Regions from separate parts of the Homo sapiens genome. Here region 2 is linked to region 1. Evidence: read pairs that join two places in POLR2A ChIA-PET (ENCODE). Cell type or tissue: Panc1. All regions are shown on one strand. Each heading gives the region's core, and the rest is flanking DNA. Links, peaks and the distances in the headings are about the cores only. Region 1 overlaps NFILZ (NFIL3 like basic leucine zipper). Region 2 holds the start of OR7G1 (olfactory receptor family 7 subfamily G member 1).

Evidence for each region. Peaks named below come from ENCODE experiments on the same cell type or tissue, not always from the same donor. Only the 100,000 strongest peaks of a DNase experiment are listed, where the experiment ranks them.
Region 2: POLR2A ChIA-PET joins it to region 1 with 6 read pairs; 2 of 35 experiments call an interaction of 5 or more read pairs at or near these places.

Annotation. Positions count from the first base shown.
Region 1 is chr19:8,632,976-8,642,242 of GRCh38, reverse strand. It overlaps NFILZ (NFIL3 like basic leucine zipper), which reads right to left. Exons shown (of 6, transcript NM_001378600.1): 3 at 6,497-6,593. Among named protein-coding and RNA genes, the nearest start is that of NFILZ, 7.0 kb to the right of the region's middle. In Panc1, for the core only: no CTCF peak of the experiment used is centred there; a DNase peak (open chromatin) is centred at 6,562.
Region 2 is chr19:9,111,531-9,120,797 of GRCh38, reverse strand. OR7G1 (olfactory receptor family 7 subfamily G member 1) reads left to right here and starts at 5,035. Exons shown (of 1, transcript NM_001005192.2): 1 at 5,035-5,970. The coding sequence starts at 5,035. The coding sequence ends at 5,970. In Panc1, for the core only: no CTCF peak of the experiment used is centred there; no DNase peak of the experiment used is centred there.

The sequences.
Region 1 (9,267 bases), core at 5,437-7,936:
CTTTGGTTCAAACTTTGACTTAGCTACAGGCTAAAGAATCAACTCGGGTCTACACTTAAAAAAAAAAAAAAAGAGAACGGTGATAAAAATTAGAGCCATAGGCCAGGCATGGTGGCTTCACACTTGTAATCCCAGCACTTTGGGAGGCTAAGGCAGGAAGATCACTTGAGCCCAAGAGTTCAAGATCAGCCTGGCCAACATAGCAAGACCCTGTCTCTACAAAAAACATAAAATGTAAAAAAAAGTACTAGCTGGGCATGATGGTGCACATCTGTGGTCCCAGCTACTTAGGAAACTGAGATGGAAGGATCCCTTGAGCCTGGGAGTTTGAGGCTGCAATGAGGTGTGATTGTGCCACTGCACTCCAGCAGCCTGGGCAACAGAGTGAGAAGCTCTCTCTAAAAAAAAAAAAAGCTATCATTTATTAAGGCATTGGTTCTAAATGCTTCACATATGTGTCATGTGATCCTCATAGCATCCCTACCAAGTAAGTGCTATTATTATCCTGGCTTTGCAGATAGGGAAACTGAGGCACAGAGAGAAGACATCTCAGCTGGTAAGGGAACTCACATCCAGTTCTTACTCTGACACCAAGGGCTGTCATGAAGTGTCTTCATAACCCTGAGCAAGTCTTTGTGCTCTTTTGACTCAGTTTCCCCATGTGTAAAATAAGAGAACCAAGCTAGATCAGAGGTTATGAACCCAGAATTGGAATGGGCTCTGTGGATAAAATTTTGCAGCACCACAATACCATACAACTATCTGCAAAATCTTTTGGGTAAATATATTTGGGGTGGGAGGAATTTTGGCAATGGGCCAGCAGTGGTCTTTAGATTTGGGTGAATTCCTAAACAAGTATGTGGTCCAGAAACATTTAAGAAACACTGGAGAGGCCAGGCATGATGGCTCACGCCTGTGATCTCAGCACTTTTGGAGGCTGAGGTGAGCGGATTGCTTGAGCCTGGGAGTTCAAGACCAGCCTGAGCAACATAAGGAGACCCCATCTCTACAAAAAAAAAACAAACATTAGTCAGGTGTGGTGGTGCATGCCAGTAGTCCCAGCTACGCGGGAGGCTGAGGTGTGAGGATCACTTGAGCCTGGGAGGTCGAGGTTGTGGTGAGCCGTGAGAAAGAAACATTGGAGAATATGCTCTTGAAGACCCATCCTTCAAGTGAACACCAAATGCTACAATTACAAAGATGCAGAAACCAAGCAAACCTTGCAGAGAACAGTCTTAGTTACAATTCAGTCCATATTACCGAGGCATTGAACTGCAGTCAAGGTTAAGTGTAACCCTGGTCTTCTTCCAGGCTTGAGTGATATGCATCTTTCCAATACTATCTGCACCCTCGTCTCAGAACTAAACCAGTTCTGGGCTTATCCCATACAGCACGACCTGCCCAAGGAGGTTCTCCTCACCCCTGCCCCTTGCAAGGTGCTGTTGCTGTAACTTTGACCTCTGGTCCTTGAATATCCACACCCTGAGAAAGCAGTTAATGATTACAGAAACTGTGAGAAGAGTCCACAACATATTCTGTTGCCAACGCTTGCCTAATTTTCCAGAAGTCTGGTGCAATGTGGCTGCTTCTGGTCTCTTGAGGTTTGTCTGGGGATGGGTTGCTGTCTCTCATCGTGTCGCCGCCTCAATTTTTCTGGACTGTGCCAGCTCTTACCCACCCGGGAGCAGCAGCGTTCAAGACAGCTTGACATCAAAGGCACCTTCTGCTGCTCACAGCCATTGGCCCCGGGTGTCCTAAGTGAACTTCCCCTTCACAGGACAGCCTGGTAAACTCCAAGCCGGTCATCACGCTCTATGCTGTGTTATGCAACAAGTGTGTAAACTTTTCCTGTTGGTGGTGGAATGCTTTGTCAAGCAACATCTTATGCAGAAGCTCAAGCAATGGTAAAAAAAAAAAAAAAAAAAACTACAGCAGGAACAATAGGTTCTTGCTACATTGGCCAGACTGGGAGAGCACAGTATCTTGAGAGGCAACCTGCAGGCAGTCCATGTGCAAGAGTGATCTGGGGGAAAATCAAGAACACAGGACCGGTTCACCCGCAAAGCACTGGCCCCAGGAAGGTGGGTGAGGGCAAGAGTTCAGCGGGCAGGAACTCAGGCCAAGACGCAACCATGAGAACAGAGGCCCTGGGAATTCACAAGCATCTCACAGAGGGCACCAGGCTTCCCACAGGTCGTGGGAGAGAGGCAGACGCCAAATCTCTGAGGCTCTATTGACCCCAGCTGACATCTGGGTAACATCTGTTATACAAAAGAGCCGGGACCCAGCCAAAACATGGCAACCCCAGTAGGGCTTTTAAACACCCAGCAGGGTTTTTTAAATAGTGTTAGAGAGATTCTTTCACAACAACAAACTCACTAATGGCCACCTGGCTCAGCTGCCGCCCAGAGACACCCAACACACACACGCCTACCGCATATAAAAATAAACTAATCCTTACCCCATGTGTGGTATATGCCAGACACTGGCCTATCACTTTACACATATTAATTCATGTCGTCCTTCCAACAACTCCTTCAGGTAGGTGCTATTATCATCCACCCAGCAGCCAGAGAGGACACCCTCAACACATCCCAGGGTAAAAGCTTGAGTACTTTCTGCAAATCTTTTTTTTTTTTTTTTAATTTTCTTAAGAGATGGTCTGGCTCTGTGACCCAGGCTGTATTGCTGTGGTGCGATCATAGCTCACTACAGCCTCAAACTCCTGGGCTCAAGCGATCTTCCTGCCTCCTGAGTAGCTGGGACTACAGGCACATGCCACCATACTTGGCTAATTGTTGCGTTTTGTTTTGTTTTGTTTTGTTTTTGTAGAGGCAGGGGTCTTGCTATGTTGCCCAGGCTGGTCGCAAACTTCCAGGCTCAAATGATCCTCCTGCCTCAGCCTCCCAAAGTGCTGGGGTTACAGGTGTGAGCCGCCATGCCTGGCCTGCCATGCCTGTAACTCTTGAGATCTTGCAAGCTCTCCTTCCCCACAACACCCACTGTCACCTCTCTGCCTTTGCCCTCCTTCCTCTCACCCCTTCTATCACTCTGCTCCAACCACATGGACCTCCTCACTGTTCCTTAAACAGCCAAGTAGGCCGGGCTCAGTGGCTGACACCTGCAATCCCACCACTTTGGGAGGCCGAGTCGGGCAGATCACTTGAGGCCAGGAGTTTGAGACCAGCCTGGCCAATGTGGTGAAAGCCTGTCTCTATTACAAATACAAAAAATTAGCTGGGCATGGTGGTGTGCGCCTGTAATCCCAGCTACTCGGAGGCTGAGGCAGGAGGATCCCTTGAACCCGGGAGGCAGAGGTTGCGGTGATCCAAGATTGTGCCACTGCACTCCAGTCTGGGCAACAGAGCGAGATTCCATCTCAAAAAAAAAAAAAAAAACAGCAAAGTAAATTCCTGCTTCAGGGCCTTTGCACTTGCTTTGCCCTCTGCCAGAAAGACTCTCCCCTCCCCTCCATCCCCCTAGAAGCACCTCACTCTCCTCACCTTCCCCGGGAGGTCCCCCCACCTCTAAAGCTGCAGCCTCTTCCCCATGTACACAAACGCAGCCCTACCACCCTGTGACATACTGCAGACTTGACCAACTCTTCATCTTTATTTCTGCCTTCCTGGCCCACCAGGGCAGGCATTTGGGTCTGTTTTGTTCGCCGCTGCAACCCCCAGTGCTTGGAATGGAGCCTGGCACGCAGGAGGTGTTCGTTCCGTAAATATTTGTTGAATGAATGAATCCACACTGAAAGAGGAAACGGGCAGGAGAGAAGTTGGGCAATTCGCCCAAGGCCCCACAGTCCTTAAGTGGCAGAAGCAAGACGGGAGCCCCCACAGTTCAACTGCACAGGCTTCCTAACCACTGTGTGAGGTTTTCCCCCAGGCACATCCCTTTGCACGCCCACAAATGCACACAGCGGCTAACGCACGTGCACACTCATGAACGCACGTGTAAATTCCACCACCAACAGGATAAGTGTGCGCACTTCTAGCATCACACAGCATAGCGTGTGACGCCTGGCTTAGCGTTTACCGCGGAATGGCAATGAGTTCGTTGTAGAATCTAGGGGTGAGTGTGCCTGTGCCCAATTCTTTCCATTTTTCTGTGTGTTGGAAAGAGTTTCTAATGTTGAGAAAATTTGACTTCCCATAGCATCTACTGATCTTTGCTCTATTAAGGTGGCCTGGCAAGGTCATGCTGGCACTAACCTGTGTTGGGGAAAGGTCTATGAAGTCCTTCTCTGTTCTACAAGAGCAAGGGGACTATGTGGAGGCTTTTTGTTTTTCTTTTTCTGTTCTTTTCTTTTTTTTTTTTTTTTTTTTTTGAGACCATCTTTAGTCTTGCTCTTGTCGCCCAGGCTGTAGTACAGTGGCGCAATCTCAGCTCACTGCAATCTCCGCCTCCCTGGTTCAGGTGATTCTCCTGCCTCAGCCTCCCAAGTAGCTGAGATTACAGGCATCTGCCACCATGCCTGGCTAATTTTTTGTATTTTAGTAGAGATGGAGTTTCACTATGTTGGTCAGGCTGGTCTCAAACTCCTGACCTCAGGTGATCCACATGCCTCAGCCTCCCAAAGTGCTGGAATTACAGGCGTGAGCCACTGCACTCGGCCTTTTTTTTTTTTGAGATGGAGTCTCACTCTGTCGCCTAGGCTGGAGAGCAGTGGTGCAATCTCGGGTCACTGCAACCTCCACCTCCCCAGTTCAAGCTATTCTCCTGCCTCAGCCTCCCAAGTAGCTGGGACTACAAGTATGCACCGCCATTCCCTGCTAATTTTTGTATTTTTAGTAGAGAAGGGGCTTCACCATGTTGGTCAGGCTGGTCTCGAACTCCTGACCTCAGGAGTTGCTGAGTTCTATGGTAACTTTGTGTTTAAGGTTTTGTTTTGGTTTGGTTTTGGTTTTTTTTCTATTGCCCAGGCTGGAGTGCAGTGGTGTGATCTCAGCTCACTACAATCTCTGCCTCCTGGATTCAAGTGACTCTCCTGCTTCAGCCTTCTGAGAGCTGAGATTATATGTGTGCGTCATCACACCCGGCTGGAGTGCACAGTCCTAGCTCACTGCAGCCTCGAACTCCTGGGCTCAAGTGATCCTTCTGCCTTGGCCTCTTAAAGTACTGGGACTACAGGTATGAGCCACCACATTCAGCCTTGCCCATTTTTTTAAAAACTAGGCAAGGATTTGGTTAGAATGAAGATTCTGGCCTCCCCTCCAGGCACCCTGTCCTATACCTCACCTGATTCGCACTTCTATATCTTCCCCTTGGCCCCAGCTCTATCCCTGACTGTCCCCCTCCAGTATCCAGGGGACCAGTGTCCTGTCTCTCCATACAAAAGCCTCCATATAGGCCAGGCGCAATGGCTAATGCCTGTAATCCCAAAACTTTGGGAGGCCAAGGTGGGCGGATCACTTGTGGTCAGGAGTTCGAGGCCAGCCTGGGCAAAAGGGTGAAACCTCACCTCTATTAAAAATACAAAAATTAGCCAAGCATGGTGGCTCACGCCTGTAATCCCAGCACTTTGGGAGGCCAAGGCAAGCTGATCACCTGAGGTCGGGAGTTCAAGGCCAGCCTCACCAACATGGTGAAACCCCGTCTCTACTAAAAATAAAAATTAAAAAAAAAAACATAGCTGGGCATGATGGTGCATGCCTGTAATCCTAGCTACTCAGGAGGCTAAGGGAGGAGAATTGCTTGAACCCAGGAGGCAGAGGTTGCGGTGAGCCGAGATGGCGCCATTGAACTCCAGCCTGGGCGACAGAGCAAGACTCTGTTTCAAAAAAAAAAAAAAAAAGATGGAGTCTCGCTGTGTTGCCCAGGCTGGAGTGCAATGGCGCAATCTCGGCTCACTGCAACCTCCGCCTCCCAGGTTCAAGCATTTCTCCTGCCTCAGCCTCCCAAGTAGCTGGGACTACAGGCGTGTGCCACCATGCCCAGTTAATTTTTGTATTTTTAGTAGAGACGGGGTTTCACCATGTTGGTCAGGCTGGTCTCGAACTCCTGACCCCGTGATTCACCCGCCTCGGCCTCCCAAAGTGCTGAGATTACAGGCATGAGCCACCGCGCCCAGCCGAAAATAAAATTTTTTTAAAAGGCTGGTTTTGGCTGGGTGTGGTGGCTCATGCCTGTAATACCAGTACTTTGGGAGGATGAGCCGGGTAGAACACTTGAGGCCAGGAGTTCAACACCAGCCTGGGCAATACGGTGAAACCCCCTCTCTACTAAAAATACAAAAATCAGCTGGGTGTGGTGGTGCGCACCTGTAATTCCAGCTACTCTGGAGGCTGAGACAGGAAAATAGCTTGAGCCCAGGAGGCAGAGGTGGCAATGAGCCAAGACTGCACCATTGCACTCCAGTTTGGGTGACAGAGCAAGACCCTGTCTAATAAATAAAAATAAATAAACAAATAAATAAAGAGAGAAAGAGAAAGTCAGAGACAGAGAGAGAGAATAAGGACTCATAGGTATTCACCGTAGAGAAATGGAAACTTACCCTCACACCAAAACTTGCACATCAACGTCTGGCACATTATTTATCATCGCCTATGAATTTGGGCATTCGTCACCAAAACTGGAAACAACTCACGTGTCTGTCAACAAATGAATGGATGCATGGTGACACATCCATACCAGGGACTCCTCAACAGTAAAAGAAACAAAAAATGCTACACCCAACAACGTGAATAAGCCTCAAATGCATTCTGCTGCCTGGAAGAAGTATGCGCCAAAAGCTGCCTATGGTACGATTCCATTGACATAATATCCTGGGAAAAGGCAGAAATATAGCAACAGAGAGGAAGTCAGCAGGGGCCAGGGGCTGGGACTGAGGGAGAGAAATTGACTCCAGAGGGGCACGCAGGAATTGCAGGAATTGGGAGGGAAAAAGGTATTCTGTATTTCTTTTTTTTTTTTTTTAATTTTTTTTTTTTTGAGATGGAGTCTTGCTCTGTTGCCCAGGCTGAGGTGCAGTGGTATGATCTCGGCTCACTGCAACCTCCGCCTCCCAGGTTCAAGCGATTCTCCTGCCTCAGCCTCCTGAGTAGCTGGGATTACAGGTGCCCACCACCATGCCCGGCTAATTTTTGTATTTTTAGTAGAGACAGAGAGTCACTATGTTGGCCAGGCTGGTCTTGAACTCCTGACCTCAAGTGATCCACCCGCCTCAGCCTCCCAAAGTGCTAGGATTACAAGTGTGAGCCACCAGGCCTGGCCGGTATTCTGTATTTCTATTGAGGTTGTGGTTATAGGGTTGTGTGGTTTGTCAAATATCACAGAATCGTATACTAATATGTATGGGTTTCACTGTCAGTAAATTACACTGGTTTTTTTGTTTTTTTGTTTGTTTGTTTGTTTGTTTGTTTGTTTGTTTGTTTGTGATAGGGTCTTGGCTAAAGTGCAGTGGGGCCATCTTGGCTTGATGCAGCCTCGACTTCCCGGATTCAAGTGATCCTCCCACCTTAGCCTCCCAATTAGCTGGAACTACGAATGCACACCACTATGCCCAGCTAATTTTCTGTTTTGTTTTTTGTAGAGACAAGGTCTCACTGTGTTGCCCAGACTGATCTCCAATGCCTGAGCTCAAGCGATCCGCCCGCCTCAGCCTCCCAAAGTGCTGGGACTATAGGCCTGTGCCACCACACCTGGCCAGTAAATTACACTTTAATTTTTACTTAAATGAAAGGAAAAAACATTACAATAATAAGGCCCAGCATTTTGGTAGGCTGAGGCAAGAGGATTACTTGAGGCCAGGAATTTGAGAGAGATCCCATCTCTACAAAAAATAAAAATTAGCTGGGTGTCACGGCATGCGCCGATAGTTCCAGCTACTCAGGAGGCTGATGTGGGAGAATCATTTGAGCCCAGACATTCAAGGCTGGATTGCACCACTGCAATCCAGCCTGGGCAACAGAGTGAAACCCTGTCTCAAAAAGAAAAAAAAAAGAGGCCAGGCAGGGTGGCTCACGCCTGTAATCCCAACACTTTGGGAGACCAAGGGGGTGGATCACTTGAAGCCAGGGGTTCAAGACCAGCCTGGCCAACATGGTGAAACCCCTTCTCTACCAAAGATACAAAAATCAGCTGGGCATGATAGCACACACCTGTAGTCCCAGCTACTTGGGAGGCTGAGGCAGGAGAATCGCTTGAACCTGGCAGGTGGAGGTTGCAATGAGCCGAGATGGCGCCACCGTACTGCAGCCTGGGTGACAGAGCAAGACTCTATCTCAAAAAAAAAAGGAAACAAGAAAGCAAGCAAGAAAGCAAAAAAGAGAGAGAGAGAAGGAAAGAAGGGAGGGAAGGAAGGAAGGAAGGAAGGAAGGAAGGAAGGAAGGAAGGAAGGAAGGAAGGAAGGAAGGAAGGAAGGGAGAAAAGTTATACTAATGATAACTGAGTAAGAAAGAAAGCTATACTCCCAAATCCACTTCCTCCCCTTCCACAACCTCCTGTCCAGCCTCGACATCTGTCTCTCCCTCCCCAGGACCCTGCTCCCTTGACCAGGAGGCAGGGGGCCTTGTCCCAGGACAAGAGCTGAGTTGGGCATAGCTAAGTTGGTCTTCAGAGGGGGCAGGAAGGGAGGCAGGAAACCATCCTCAGGGCGGCTGGAGGGCTCCTCCCACAGCAGCTGCAGGTGCACTTCCAAGAGCCAGAGGTGGGGGAAGGTAGAGAGAGGGAAAGGAGCTGGCCCTCAGAGCCTAGGCAAGGGTCCAAGGTCAAGGTGTCAAGTTCAAGGTCAAGACACCTTCCCTGTGCAGCCTCAGCTTAGCCGCAGCTTCCCTACCTCACTGCCAATAACACCAACTTTTACTGGAAAAGGGTCCCGATCCAGACCCCAAAAGAGGGTTCTTAGGTCCCCCGCAAGAAAGATTTCAGGGAGAGTCCACGGAGTAAAGTGAAAGCAAGCTTATTAAGGAAGTAAAGGAGGCCGGGCGCGTTGGCTTCCACCTATAATCCCAGCACTTTGGGAGGCCGAGGTGGGTGCATCGCCTTAGGTCAGGAATCCAAGACCAGTCTGGCCAACACGGTAAAACCCCGTCTCGACTGAAAATACAAAAAATTAGCTGGGCATGGTGGTGCACATCTGTAATCTCAATCAGTCAGGAGGCTGAGGCAGGAGAATCCCTTGAACCCAGGAGGCAGAGGGTGCAGTAAGCCAAGATTACACCACTGCACTCCAGCCTGAGTGACAGAGCAAGGCTCTGTCTCAAAAAAAAAAAAAAAAAGGCAGGTGCAGTGGTTCATGCCTGTAATCCCAGCACTTTGGGAGGC
Region 2 (9,267 bases), core at 4,545-7,044, 480 kb before region 1:
CCAGAAAAAGATTTTACTCTCTTTTAAAATGATTTCTAGAAATAACTGTTTTTTAAAAATCCTGAATAGCCAAGATAACCCTATGCAAAAGGAACAAAGCTGGAGGCATCACACTATCTGACTCCAAACTACACTACAGGGCTACAGTAATCAAAACAGCATGGTTCTTGTACAAGAACAGACAAATAGACCAATGGAACGGAATAGAGAACCCAGAAATAAGACCGCACACCTTCAACTATCTGATCTTTGACAAACCTGACAAAAACAAGCAATGGGAAAAGGATTCCCTACTCAATCAATGGTGCTGGGATAACTGGCTAGCCATATGCAGAAGATTGAAACTGTACCCCTTCCTTAAATTATATACAAAAATTAACTTAAGACAGATTAAAGACTTAAATGTAAAACCCAAAACTATAAATACCCCAGAAGACAACCTAGGTAATACCATTTAGAACATAGGCACGAGCAAAGATTTCATGATGAAGACACCAAAAGCAACTGCAACAAAAGCAAAAATTGGCAAATGGGATCTAATTAAACTAGAGAGCTTCTAAACAGCGAAAGAAACTATCATCACAGTGAACAAACAACCTACAGAATGGGAGAAAATTTTTGCAATCTATCCATCTGATGAAGGTCTAATATCCAGCATCTTTAAGGAACTTAAACCAATTTACAAGAAAAAAAAACCATTTAAAAAGTGAGCAAAGAACATGAACAGACATTTTTCAAAAGAAGACATATAGGCGGCCAACAATCATATAAAAAAAAGCTCAATATCACTGATCATTAGGGAAATGCAAATCAAAACCACAGTGAGATATCATCTCACATCAATCAGAATGGCTATTACTAAAAAGCCAAAAAATAACAGATGCTGGCAAGGCTGTGGAGAAAAAGGAACACTTATACACTGTCAGTGGGAGTGTAAATTAGTTCAACCATTGTGGAAGGCAGTGTGGGAATTCCTCAGAGACCTAAAGACAGAATACCATTAGACCCAGCAATCCCATTACTGGGTATGTACCCAAAGGAATATGAATCATTGTACTATAAAGACACAAGCACACATTATGTTCATTGCAGCACTATTCACAATAGCAAAGACATGGAATCAATCTAAATGCCCATCACTGATAGAATGGATAAAGAAAATGTGGTACATACACACCATAGAATACTATGCAGCCATAAAAAAGAATGAGATCATGTTCTTTGCAGGAAAATGGATGGAGCTGGATGCCATTATCCTTAGCAAACTAGTGTAGGAACAGAAAACCAAAGACCACGTGTTCTCACTTATAAGTGGGAGCTAAATGATGAGAACATATGGACACATAGAGGGGAAAAACATACACTGTGGCCTATTGAAGGGTGAAGGGCTGGAGGAGGCAGGGATCAGGAAAAATAACTAATGGGTACCAGGCTCAATACCTGGGTAATGAAATAATTGGTACAACAAACTCCCATGACACAAGTTTGCCTATGTACAAACTTGCATATGTGCCCCTGAATTAAAATAAAAATTAAAAAAATAAAATAGACTGGGCATGGTGGCTCATGCCTATAATCCCAACACTTTGGGAGGCAGAGGTGGGTGGATCCCCTGAGGTCAGGAGTTCCAGACCAGCCTAACAAACATGGTGAAATCCCATCTCTACTAAAAATACAAAAATTAGCTGGGAGTGGTGGCAGGCGCCTGTAATCCCAGCTACTTGGGAGGCTGAGGCAGGAGAATCGCTTGAACCCAGGAGGCAGAGGTTGCAGTGAGCCGAGATTGCGCCACTGCACTCCAGGCTGGGTGAAAGAGCAAGACTCCATCTCAAAAAAAAAAAAAAAGAAAGAAAAAAAGAAAAGTGGATGATGTACACTTGGCCTCTAGGGTCAGGACAGCAGCCATCCTGAATTTCTCCCTTGTTCTGCAAGGATTTAAGCACCCTGGGATTACAGTGCCAACACAAATTCCTTGGCTAATGAGGAGCTTTGGCAATTGAGCCGCTAGGGAGGCAGAGACTACAATGTACCAGTGACCACCGCATTCATGAGCCACTGTGCCCAGCCAGAAGCTTTTATTTCTTATAAGAGAAAGAAACTCTGACTATAATTTACATGAATAAGAAACAGAGTTATTTTTTATGACAAGAACTTCAGGGGTAAGAAATGCATGGGAGCAGTAGTGTGGGGATTCATGCAAGCCTCGGGAAGATGGCTCCATGTCTGTGCTGATTTTCCTCTTGCAAACAGATGTCTGCAGAAATGTAGGCATCATATTCAGACATGGTGCTCAGAGAAAACCGACGGTCTTTCTGTAGGTCTGCTGTGAAGAGAGTCTATTTGTAATAGAAATTTTCTTTTTAAATTTTATTTTTATTTACTTGTTTATTAGAGACAGGGTCTCACTCTGTCACTCAGGCTGGAGTGCAGTGCCACGATCATGGCTCACTGCAGCCTTGAACTCCTGGGCCTCAGCGACCCTGAGTAGCTGGAACTACAAATGAGTGAGTGCCACCACACCTGGAGATATACATATATATATAATCCTCTATATGTATAATTATATGTATATTACACAAATATATTCTAATTGTATAATTTTAGGATTAGCTGTAGTCTCAGTGCTCCCGTGCAAAACTGTTTACTGTGTCTTCACTAGGAAGATTACTCTGTAGAGAAATACTTTCATTTGAGAAGGAGATGTCGAGTGTAAGACAAGACAGGAGAAAATGGAAGTTGGCAAGATTTTGGGGCATAATTTTTTTCTATAAGCACACACACACACACACACACACACACACGCAGGATCATCAGTCAGAATTATCTCTCTAAGTGTGAGGAGCAAACAATGGAGGTGTCAAAAGAGAATCAAAGGAGTGGGTGGAGAGTCTTCTGTTGCAGCTGTCTTTGGAGCTTGAGGAGCTGGCTTTATTTTCACCAAAATATCTGGGAAGCCAGGCATGGTGGCTCGTGGCTGTAGTCCCAGCTACTTGGGAGGCTGAAGCGTGAGGATTGCTTGAGGCCAGGAGTTTGAGACCAGCCTGGGCAACATGGCAAGATCCTGTCTCTAAAAAACCCCCAAAACAAAACAAAAAGCTCTTACATATCTGGAACGCAGCTCCTATTCTAGCACTCATAGAGTCTCCTAGGACTGAGATTCCTCTGTTGGTGTCCACAGAACAGACACAGAGAGGAACCACCCGAGACCTTTCCTCATAGAGAAGGTTCTTGGCCTTGCCCGAGAACTACTGGTGTTAAATCTCTGAGAAATGTGTGAGGTATGAGAATTTTTAATAAGCACTTGGAGAGATGCTGATAACCTCTGAAGCCTGACACTCCTAACTTTAATATTAGGAGAACATGAGAAAACATATTTAGGGTTAGAATATGAAGGGTCTTTCTTTAATCATACTTGTTACATTATCATATACAAAGTAATGCATAAAATCTATCTATCTGTAGGTAGTGTAGAGCACAGTGGCTCACGCCTGTAATCCCAGCACTTTGGGAGGCGGAGGTGGGCAGATCACAAGGTCAGGATATGGAGACCATCCTGGCTAACGCAGTGATACCCGTCTCTACTAAAAATACAAAAAATTAGCCGGCCGTGGTGGCGGGCGTCTGTAGTCCCAGCTACTCAGGAGGCTGAGGCAGGAGAATGGCGTGAACCTGGGAGGCGGAGCTTGCTGTGAGCCGAGATCGTGCCACTGCACTCCAACCTGGGCGACAGAACGAGACACTGTCTCAGGAAAAAAAAAAAAATCTATCTGTAATTCTGAGAGAATAGTAACATGATAAAACCGCATATACCTATCTGGCATTAAAAATAAGTTAATGTCATCACCATAGAACCTACCTGTAGGATTTTCTACTCAAATCACCTTGTTTTCTTCCAGCAACAAATACACTATCCTGAATTCTGTAGTTACCATTTTCTTTGAAAACAGGATGACTGTTATAAAATTCTCTGTAATTTACTTGCAGTCTTGTGGGGGAGAGGAGGTGAGCAGCTTGCTAAACTTCACCTTATCTTCACTTTCCTGTGGTGTTTTTTTTTTTTTTAATGGAGTTTTGCTCCGTTGCCCAGGCTGGAGTATAATGGCATGATCTCAGCTCACTGCAACCTCCGCCCCCTGGGTTCAAGCGATTCTCCTTTCCTGGTTCTTGACACAGCTTTGTATTATTTCTGTTGGCTGGCGTGAAGTCTCTGGGGGTCCAGACAGAGTCTTCCAGCCGTTTTCCTGGTATGTACTTTGTTTTATTTTATTTATTTTTTGTTTTTTCATTACCAAATATTTTTAATAATCAGAACAGCAGAGTGGTGGCACATGCCTGTAATCCCAGCTACTCAGGAGGCTGAGGAAGGAGAATCGCTTGAACCTGGGAGGCGGAGGTTGCAGTGAACCAAGTTTGTGCCACTGCACTCCAGCCTGGGCAACAAGAGCGAAACTCCATCTCAAAAAAAAAAAGATGAGGCTGGGCGTGGTGGCTCACGCCTGTAAACCCAGCATTTTGGGAAGCCAAGTTGGGCAGATCACTTGAGGCCAGGCATTTGAGAGCAGCCTGGCCAACATGGCAAAACCCCGTCTCTACTAAAAATACAAAAATTAGCCAGGTGTTGTGGCAAGCATCTTTAATCCCAGCTACTTGGGAGGCTCAGGCAGGAGAATTGCTTGAAACCAGGAGGCAGAGGTTGCAGTGAGCCAGGATCAAGCCACTGCACTCCAGCCTGGCCACAGAGCAAGACTCTGTCTCAAAAATAAATAAATAAATTTAAAAAATAAATAAATAAAAATAAAAAATGATGACCCCTTAACCATTTCCAGAATTAACAATTATTGATGCTGTGCTGTATTAGCTTCAAGTTTTGTAAAAGCAGTAAAGTAATATCAATACAAAAGGCAACACTTATTTATTTTCTTCCCTTAGAATCTACCCCTTTTCAAGATGGTGTTTGCCTCTGTTGACGTTGCTCCCGCAGTCTAGAAAACACATTTGATTGTCTAATTATCCCATTTTTTGATCATCAAAAACATGGGACCCAGAAACCAAACAGCTGTTTCAGAATTTCTTCTCATGAAAGTGACAGAGGACCCAGAACTGAAGTTAATCCCTTTCAGCCTGTTCCTGTCCATGTACCTGGTCACCATCCTGGGGAACCTGCTCATTCTCCTGGCTGTCATCTCTGACTCCCACCTCCACACCCCCATGTACTTCCTTCTCTTTAATCTCTCCTTTACTGACATCTGTTTAACCACAACCACAGTCCCAAAGATCCTAGTGAACATCCAAGCTCAGAATCAGAGTATCACTTACACAGGCTGCCTCACCCAGATCTGTCTTGTCTTGGTTTTTGCTGGCTTGGAAAGTTGCTTTCTTGCAGTCATGGCCTACGACCGCTATGTGGCCATTTGCCACCCACTGAGGTACACAGTCCTCATGAATGTCCATTTCTGGGGCTTGCTGATTCTTCTCTCCATGTTCATGAGCACTATGGATGCCCTGGTTCAGAGTCTGATGGTATTGCAGCTGTCCTTCTGCAAAAACGTTGAAATCCCTTTGTTCTTCTGTGAAGTCGTTCAGGTCATCAAGCTCGCCTGTTCTGACACCCTCATCAACAACATCCTCATATATTTTGCAAGTAGTGTATTTGGTGCAATTCCTCTCTCTGGAATAATTTTCTCTTATTCTCAAATAGTCACCTCTGTTCTGAGAATGCCATCAGCAAGAGGAAAGTATAAAGCGTTTTCCACCTGTGGCTGTCACCTCTCTGTTTTTTCCTTGTTCTATGGGACAGCTTTTGGGGTGTACATTAGTTCTGCTGTTGCTGAGTCTTCCCGAATTACTGCTGTGGCTTCAGTGATGTACACTGTGGTCCCTCAAATGATGAACCCCTTCATCTACAGCCTGAGAAATAAGGAGATGAAGAAAGCTTTGAGGAAACTTATTGGTAGGCTGTTTCCTTTTTAGCGATCTTTGTCCTCTGCTTTGAATTGGAGCTTCTAAAATAAATCATCATAACAGGATTCCTTGGTAAGCCAGAGTGCCTGACTCTTGCATCGAGATTTACTTTTTTTTTTTTTTTTCGAGGCAGAATCTCGCTCTGTCGCCCAGGCTGGAGTACAGTGGCACGATCTCGGCTCACTGCAAACTCCGCCTCCCGGGTTCATGCAATTCTCCTGCCTCGGCCTCCCGAGTAGCTGGGATTACAGGCACACACCACCACACCTGGATTTTTTTTGTATTTTTAGTAGAGATGGGGTTTCACCAGGTTGGCCAGGGTGGTCTCGAACTCCTGACTTCAGGTAATCCACCCACCTCGGCCTCCCAAAGTGCTGGGATTACAGGCATGAGCCACTATGCCTGACCTACTTTCTTTTTTGTGATCTTTGTGCTCTGCTTTGAACTGAAGCTTCTAAAAGGAATCAACATGACAGGATTCCTTGGTAAGCCAGAGTGCCTGACTCTTGCATCATGAAGATTTTCTTTTTCTTTCTTTCTTTTTTTTTTTTTTTGTGACAGAGTCTCGCTCTGTCACCCAGGCTGGAGTGCAGTGGCACGATCTCCGCTCACTGCAACCTCCGCCTCCTGGGTTCACGCCATTCCCCTGCCTCAGCCTCCTGAGTAGCTGGGACTACAGGCGCCCGCCACCATGCCAGGCTAATTTTTTGTATTTTTTTAGTAGAGATGGGGTTTCACCGTGTTGGCCAGGATGGTCTCAATCTCCTGACCTAGTGATCTGCCCACCTTGGCCTCCCAAAGTGCTGGGATTACAGGCGTGAGTCACCGCGCCCGACCTTTCAAGATTTTCTTAAAGTGACTAGTCTGCATCATGGATGTGTGTGTGTGTTTTTTGTTGTTGTTGTTGAAATCTTGCCTCTTTTGGAGCTCTGTCATGTGTCAAAAATGAATTCTATTCTCAAAGCTCAGTTTCTTTGCATGCGGTGTTTAAAAAGTTAACCTGTGGCAAGTGTTACAGTGATTTGGTTGGTAAATATTCTCAGAGGAAGAAAAGCAGGAGGCGTCTCACAGGTCAGGGCAAGAATCCAAAGAAGGCTGTGTTCGCAACACAGAATTGATACTGCCTGATTGAATATTTAGGGCCATATGAAATGCATGCCAGAGTGAAACCTATTGTGCAAAATGGGAGCTGATTGTTGATACCAGAATTCTGTAATTTTAGAGCCCGGTCACTGCTAAACTGTCTGTGCAGGTCAACATCAACGTCTACTTACTACCCTCAGTTTTATCATCAATAAAATTGCTATCATTAGATTATTTCAGTGGTGAGATTTTCTTTCTTTCTTTCTTTCTTTTTTTTTTTTTTTTTTTGAGAGACAGAGTCTCGCTCTTGTCACCCAGGCTGGAGTGCAGCGGTGCAATCTTAGCTCACTGCAAACTCCACCTCCCAGATTCAAGCTATTCTCCTGCCTCAGCCTCCTCAGTAGCTGGGACTACAGACAGCTGCCACCACACCTGGCTAATCTTTGTATTTTTAGTAGAGATGGGGTTTTGCCGTATTAGCGAGGCTAGTCTCAAACTCCTGACCTTTGGATCCGCCCACCTCAGCCTCCCAAAAGTGCTAGGATTACAGGTGTGAGCCACTGTGCCCGGCCTAGTGGTGAGATATTCTATCTTGATCAGTGAAGAAGTCGGCTTTAGTGAAAGAAATGTTGATTATAATATACTCAAATAATAAAGAGAGCTACATTTCTTTGCAAATATATCAGAGGTAGGGAATGTAGAGAATAATTCACTTACTCCTTCTTCTTTTGGCTTTCTTTTTTTTTTAGACAGCCTGGCTCTGTCACCCAGGCTGAAGTGCAGTGGCACAATCTCAGCTCACTGCAACCTCTGCCTCCTGGGTTCAAGTGATTCTCCTGCCTCAGCCTCCCAAGTAGCTGGGATTACAGGTGCACACCACCACACCTGGCTAAGTTTTGCATTTTCAGTAGAGATGGGGTTTCACCGTGTTGGCCAGGGTGCTCTTGAACTCCGGACCTCAAGTGATTTGCCCACCTCAGCCTCCTAAAGTGCTGGGATTACAGGCGTGAGCCACCGTGCCCGGCTGTGGCTTTCTTTTAGGGCTGGTTCCCCTCATGGACCCAGATGGCTGTAGCAAATACAGACGTAATACCCAGACATGATGCCCAGAGACAGAAATCTGACTCTTCTTCCCAGATCTATTGATAAATGGGATTGCATAGAGTAATCCAAAAGATATCACCTTTAATCTCACCACAGAGAGATAGATCATATATTTTTTCTTAATCTAATTCCTGGTGAGGGGGAAATGATTAGTATGAGAGCCTTAGACTGACCATATAAAGTATAATTCCTATTGGGAAGTCCACTCTGGTGTTTTTTGGTGGTTTTTTTGGTTGTTTGTTTTTTTGTTTGTTTTTGAGATGGAGCCTGTCACCTGGGCAGGAGTGCAAAGGTGCAATCTAGGCTCACTGCAACTTCCGCCTCCCTGGTTCAAGAGATTCTCCTGCTTCAGCCTCCTGAGTAGCTGGGATTACAGGCATGCGCCACCATGCCCAGCTAATTTTTGTTCTTTTTTTTTTTTTTAGTAGAGATGGGGTTTCCCCAAGTTGGCCAAGCTGGTCTCGAACTCCTGGCCACAGGTGATCTGCCCACCTCTGCTTCCCAAAGTGCTGGGATTACAGGCGTGAGCCACCACACCCGGCTGGGAACTCCACTCTGATAAGCACTACAAACACTTAATTCAATGCCCAGCACCTCCTAAGTATTCAGTATAATAATGTGGAATCATTGTGTTCCATAACCAGTCTATAATCATAAATCCTATAATGCTATTGTTCTCACATATTTTTCCCTCTTGTTTTAGAAATTAGAATTGTTCCCCTTGTTGCATTTATCATCCACTTATTAAACCTGAATTGTAGAATAAAATAAATAATTATTAGGTAGGAAGGACAAAGGTTGATCATCTTTTTTTGACATCTTACTTGGTTTAGAACAGTCCCATTGATTTATTTGTAAGAATGTTATCTAAGTTCTCGCTTTCCCCCTCAGTCATCTTCCCTTGCTATGATTCTAACCCATCTCCTTTGGAGACCAAAAGAAAAATCTTACTTGGCTGGGCACGGTGACTCACGCCTGTAATCCCAGCACTTTGAGAGGCCAAGGCAGGGGGATCACCTGAGGTCAGGAGATCGAGATCAGCCTGGCCAACATGGTGAAACCCCATCTCTACTAAAAATTTAAAAATTAGCTGGGCATGGTAGCGGGCACCTTGTGGTC